2 separate regions of the Homo sapiens genome follow, and region 2 is linked to region 1. The links are chromatin contacts, found by Hi-C or POLR2A ChIA-PET in ENCODE. All regions are on one chromosome and are shown on one strand. Each heading gives the region's core, a stretch centred on a gene start or an enhancer-like site at or near the end of the contact. The rest is flanking DNA. Distances are from core to core; before and after follow the strand shown.

Region 1 (3,159 bases), core at 129-2,628:
CTTGAACTCCTGGGATCTAGCAATCTACCTGCCTTGGCCCCCCAAAGTGCTGGGATCACAGGTGTCAGCCACTGTACCCAGCAGTGATTTTCTTAATATTTTATCATCTCTATCTTACTTTATTGTAAGAATATAGCATATAATACATATAATGTACAAAATATTTGTTAATCAACTGTTTATGTTATCCTTCAGGCTTCCAGTCAACAGTAAGCTATTAGTAGTTAAGTTGTGGAGGAGTCAAAACTTATGCTTGAATTTTTGACTGTGCAGGGGGAAGGGGGGTGTCAGTGCCCCTAAGCAAGAATCAACTGTATGCCCAAGAGATTCTGTTCTCCTTAACAAAACCCTGCCCTCAAGGAAAACTACCTTACCAGAGCCCAGCCCCTTTGGGTTTTACCAGAGTCTAATCAACCTGAGGGAAGGGAAATACCCAACTCCAGCCCCATCTCACCTTCCTGTCTTGCCTGAAGGGGAGAGGGAGGGCAAAGGGGTGCTGAGAAGACAACCCGGGGGCACAGGCTCACTAAAAGGCCAAGGCCTAATCCTAAAGGGATAGAACACCTCCCCTCCCCGACACCTTCCCATCACATCAGCAGGAGATTACAGCTGAAAGAATTACAAGCCTCAGACCCTATTTAGGAAAAAGTCCCAGAGGAAACCCAAAGACAATAGGAGAGACAAAAATAAGAGTATCAGAGATTATTTTAACCTCTGACATGTCCAACTAGAAGCAAACAGCAAACAGCCACTTTCTAGCCAGAGTTTCATAAAACTGAAAGTCCCAGTTCCTACCTCAGTTCCTTGTACCTGATACATCATAACTGGGTATCATCAAAAAAATTACGAGGCATGTTAAAAAGCAAAAAACACAGTCAGAAAAGACAAATCAGTCTCCCCAAGCATTCGGGGAGCAGAGTTTTTAAGGACAACTTGGTGGGTGGGAGGAAGCCAGTGAGCCAGGAGTGCTGATTGGCCAGGGATGAAATCACAGGGAGTCGAAGCTCTCTTCTTGTGCTGAGTCAGTTTCCAGGTGGGGCCACAAGATCAGATGAGTCAGTTTACCAATCTTGGTGGTGCCAGCTGATCCATCAAGTGCCGGGTCTGCAGAATATCTCAAGCACTGATCTTAGGAGCAGCTTAGGGAGGGTCAGAATCTTGTAGTCTCCAGCTGCATGACTCCTAAACCATAATTTCTAATCTTGTGGCTAATGTTAGTTCTACAAAGGCAATCTAGTCCCCAGGCAAGAAGGAGATCTGCTTTGGGAAAGGGCTGTTATCATCTTTGTCTTAAACTACAAACTAAGTTTCTCCTAAAGTTAGTTCAGCCTTTGCCCAGGAACAAACAAGGACAGCTTGGAGGTTAGAAGCAAGAGGAAGTCGATTAAGTTAGATCTCTTTCACTGTCTGAGTCATAATTTTGCAAAGGCAGTTTCAGTTTTGGAGCTATTTATGAAATGCTGATGGTTGCCAACAATGGAACAATATTCTCTTCCTATGGACTTCATGATCTAAATTGTTAAGCTTTCTCAGAGGTGGATAACAGTACGGGAGAGGCCATAATGGCATTCAATTATATTTTTTAGAAAAAAATTAGCAGTCCAAAATTAACAGAAACAAATTTTGCTTTACCAATAATAAACAACATTTCCTTTACAGAAAACATTAAAGAAATACAAATGTCAAAATATGTTCAGGTACCTTCTAACAAATTTTCAACCGTTATTAATCACAGATTAATCATAGATTGTTATCACTCTGGTTTCCCCTGCAGTTTTAAAATAAACCTTTAACTCTTCCTCCTAATTACTGGTGCTTCATGGTTTGAAAACCTGAGCCTTGAAAATGTTCCTAGAAAGCTTTTTGAGATATAATTTTTAATTACATATTTTTTATCATAAATAGAATGGTTTTGTATACATCTAGAATGTATGTGAAGACATTAAGAAGACTTAAATCATCTGTTGTTATTGACTTTTGACAATCAGACATTCCTATTCAGTTAGGTGAGCTTAGTTCTTGACTACAACCTGGTCAGCTGCATTTTTCTGCAAGAAAGAGAAACTGGATTTCACTCCACAACGCTGTCTTTCTCCTGCAGCCTGGATTATGCTGGAAAAGTCACAATAGAGTCACGATGCATAACCATAGGCCTCATGCCTCCCTTTCTTATAAGAAGGCACCAAAGTTAACTTTTCAAAAGGTTAAAAATGTAATTTATGTATAAGGTAGAGAATGAATGCATGTCAAAAAATTTTTTTTCTACCCATTAATAAGAGAACTAGCAAGATGGCAAAACTGGCTCAAGGAACATTTGAGGAAATGGATATTTATAGGTATTTGAGAAAAGAATGTTAGTGACTACTATTTTTTTTTTTTTTTTTTTAGACAGAGCTCGCTTGCCACCCAGGTTAGAGTGCAGTGGCATGATCTCAGCTCAGTGCAACCTCCACCTTCCAGGTTCAAGTAATTCTCCTGCCTCAGCCTCCGAAGTAGTGGGGATTACAGGCATGTACCACCACATCCAGCTAATTTTTTGTATTTTTAGTAAAGACAGGGTTTCACCATGTTGGCCAGGCTGGTCTCAAACTCTTGACCTTAGGTGTTCCGCCCATCTTGACCTCCCAAAGTGCTGGGATTACAGGTGTAAGCCACTGCACCCAGGCAGTGACTACTATTTATAATGCAGTAACTTGGATGGGATCTTGGAACAGAGAAAGGACATTAGGAAATCTGAATAAAGTATGGGCTTTAGTTAATAATAATATATCAATGTTCGTCAGTTGTGACAAATGCACCATATTAACATAAGCTTAATAATAGGAAAAAGTGGGGATGAGGCAAGTAGCAACCCTCTGTACCATAAGAGTTAAAGAAAAAGGAAAGAAACATGAAACGTGCTTAACAGTCAAAGATAGGTTTATTTTTGTGGAAAAAAACCTGAGAGGGGCTTCTGGCCAATTTCAGTCAGGAGCACCCTCTCTTACAGACTAAGAGTATATATTGGTTTTAGGGTGAGGGGGTTTATCACAAGCTTGGAATATGTTCGTGTAGGGGAGAAGTTTATGGCAGGGTTGGAATGCCTCTGGGTGGAGGGGAGGTTATCTTTGGGGCTGACATCTTTCTGGCCAGTGGGAAGGTTGTCTCAGGGCTGGCACA
Region 2 (2,999 bases), core at 165-2,664, 350 kb after region 1:
ACACTGCCATGCTTTGATAATTCCACACCACAGAGAGGCCATGAGCTGGTCCACACCCTAGCTGAGCCCCCAGCCAGTGACGGCATCAACTGCAGCCATGTGAGTGCATCATCTTGGATGCAGCCCTGTTGAGCCTTCAGGTGATGCCAGCTCCAGCCACTCTCTGCAGTACCCTGAGTGAGAAGGACTCCAGTGAGCCCAGTCAACCCAACAGAGACATGAGAGGTGTATTTGTTTGCTGGAGCTGCTATAACAAGGTATCACGCTGTGTGGCTTAAAACAGCACGATTTCATTGTGTTACAGTTCTAAAGGCTAACAGTCTAAAATCAAGGTGTTGGCAGGACCATGCTCTTTCTGAGGGCTCTAGGGGAGGACCCTTTTTTCGTCTGTTGCAGCTTCTGGTAGCCCCGGGCATTCCCTAGTTTGTGGCAGCATCACTCCAATCTCTGCCTCAATCTTCATGTGGCCGTCTTCTCCCTGTGTCCAAATTTCCCTCTTCTTATAATGACATCAGTCATACTGGATTAGCACCCCCACCCCCCAATGACTTCATCTTAATTTGATTACATCACAAAGACCCTATTTCCAAATAAGGTCCCCTTCACAGATACAGTAGTGGAGGTCAGGGCCTCAACATGTCGTTTTGGGGGATACAATTCAATCTATAATGAGAGATCATGGTATAATGAATTGTTGTCTCTCCATTTTGGAGAAGTTCATGATGTAACAGAAGAAGCCAGTACACTGGCTGACATTCCTCCAGTGCATACCTGGTCATGCCAGGGACACAAGCTGGATGTCTAAGGGTGCTTAAATCATAGCTGCCAGTCTATGATTTAAAAGTGCAGGTTACTGAAACATATTGCTCAGAAGTTTGCGTGACTTGGTTTTCATATAGAGTTGTGTGTTGTTTTTTTTTTATAAGGTGTTCTGTTCATTAATCTCTGTGTAATTTTTTTTTTAATTCAAGATCTTTACTCTAAACCTGTTCTCTATAAAGAGCAATGGCCGGGAGTCAGAGGATGTGTGTCTGTCCCTGACTAACTGCATGATCTCAGGCAAATCCAAGTCTCTCTCGGGATTAGCTTCGTTCATTCAGCACCTTTTTACTAGAATCCTGAAATACGTTTGAGGTGAAACGGGATTTAGGGGTTCATACAGCCCAGCCCCTAACTTTACAGATCAGGAAGCTGAGCCCTGGGGAAGTTAAGGGGCCTGCCTGGTCCTCAACCGGTTGTATTCTGATAGTATTCACCTGTAAAATGTGTTTGGAACACAGTTTCTCAAAGGTTCTTTCCAATTGTTAAACTGAATTTGATTCTTAAACTGTGGATCTGTATTTTACCCATTTCAAATTAAAAGAAAGATACTACATTCGATTCAGCTGAATGCATTTCTGAGGCTCAGAAATTATGACTGCAAAATCATGTCACCACAATTTCCTTTACTTTGATGCTTATGAATTAGGAAGCCAGTGAATAGAAAGTTTCATCAAACCATCAAAAGCTAAAATGATTTATTTCTGTACTTTCAGTGTTCATGACTTTGAAGGTTCTGTTTTTACTAATCTTAGCAATGTCTTCATACTTTTAAAAGCCCCCAAAATACCTGGTTATGGCAAAGTTGAGTCACAGGGCTCATGTGCAATAAAGCTCAGCCCTGGAAAGTGTACCCATGCCTGGTTTAATAGCAAAAGGTAATATGAGACTAACATACCAAAAAAGGGTGAGTGTTCACTCGTAAGTCATCTCCTGTGAAATAGGAAGAAATCTTAAATGTCGTTTGGATATGTGTTGGGGTTGTTTCTTTGAAACATACATCTGATTCGTTCTCCAATTATGCCTGGTCCCAGAGTCTAAGGCTTTAACAATCTGCAGGAACATTTATGTGAATGAATTGCTTTTAGAAATGAAAGGCACATTGTATAAGATATAAGATAGTGACATAAGCATGTGCGGGGTAAAAAGACATTTTTATAGTGTATCATGGGAAGTCTTGGATAACTGGGATTAACATGCAGGGTTTAAGACCGTTATGTTCTGCCATGGTAGCAAAACCTGATAATACGAATTAAAATGAACAATCGTAAAATGCAAACATGTTTGCCACATAATCAGGGCGTAAGATCAATCATGTTGGCTCTGCTTGTTGAGTATCTGTGTCAGGAGCCCACATGGAAACAGAAAGGAATGATTCTTTGTTCCTGGGCAGAGGAATAGCTTCTGCCACTCTGTTCCCAAATCTTTGTTAAATTATTTGTTGATGGTTCATCTCCTCGTCTAGGCTGTGAGTGTCTGTGGGAGAGAAACTGTCTTAATTCTCTTCATTATCAGGGCCTGCCTGCACCTTGTGTACTAAAGGTGGCCAAGAGCCATATCTCCAGGCCCTGCCTGGCAGCAGAAGCAGTGGCGGGACTGCGATGGGAGAGGTGGCTGCAATCCTGGGGGGCTTGAGACAGACAGATTCTGCCCCCAGAAAGCTACCGGTAGTTAACAGGTGTGTTCTGTAGCCATACCTCTCCCCACCCAGCCCTGTCTTCGGTGCAATGCCGTTCATGCCTCGGTGCTGTCCAGGGAAGCTCTGGCCTCAGTGGCTGCAAGTCCTCAGCTTCCCGCAGCCTCCCCCGCAGCACCTGCTGCGGACTCAGACAAACCAAGAGCACTGAGTTTTCGGAGATTGAGAGCATGACTCACACATTCCAATTATGACACAGAGGGAAGTATTCTCAAGAAAGAGAGCTAGGGAAGTAAAGACTTTATTGGGCCCCTGTTTGGGCACACTACCATGTGGCCCCCTCTGGTGCCACCTGCCAAGGGCCTTTCCCCGCTGATGGGAGGGTCTGCCCCTGGCCTTGCCCAGGCATTTCTGCACCTCCTCCACTGAGGCCAGCATTCCAGCTGGGCCCACAGCCACCCTTCACCCCTCTCCCAGTTCCTAGAACAGGAACACGCTGTTGTGGTTCCCTGCAGCAAGTCAGGTGCCAGGTGCATGGGCCCCA

The links. Hi-C counts contacts between places; a loop is a spot of excess contacts on that map. ChIA-PET counts read pairs that join two places held with the same protein, here RNA polymerase II (POLR2A). Pooled maps may share reads with other maps.
Region 2: a loop to region 1 is called in a map with no recorded cell type, with 7 times the contacts of the local background. The contact joins two enhancer-like sites. A Hi-C loop is called at or near these places in 3 of 37 single-sample maps with no recorded cell type and 9 of 50 pooled maps. POLR2A ChIA-PET finds 5 or more read pairs at or near these places in 3 of 52 experiments (HEK293, PC-9 and activated CD4-positive, alpha-beta T cell).

What each region holds. Positions count from the first base shown.
Region 1 is chr7:148,563,358-148,566,516 of GRCh38, forward strand. The region is part of intron 2 of LOC124901766 (a long non-coding RNA gene); the gene reads right to left. Among named protein-coding and RNA genes, the nearest start is that of C7orf33, 26 kb to the right of the region's middle. RefSeq lists an enhancer at 1,037-1,176. Within about 2 kb of position 1,379, at least 3 of the 41 ENCODE cell types and tissues checked have a DNase peak (open chromatin) inside an H3K27ac peak, as active enhancers do; they include PC-9, where a contact is called at or near this core.
Region 2 is chr7:148,911,782-148,914,780 of GRCh38, forward strand. No RefSeq gene overlaps it. Among named protein-coding and RNA genes, the nearest start is that of EZH2, 29 kb to the left of the region's middle. Within about 2 kb of position 1,415, at least 4 of the 41 ENCODE cell types and tissues checked have a DNase peak (open chromatin) inside an H3K27ac peak, as active enhancers do; they include PC-9, where a contact is called at or near this core.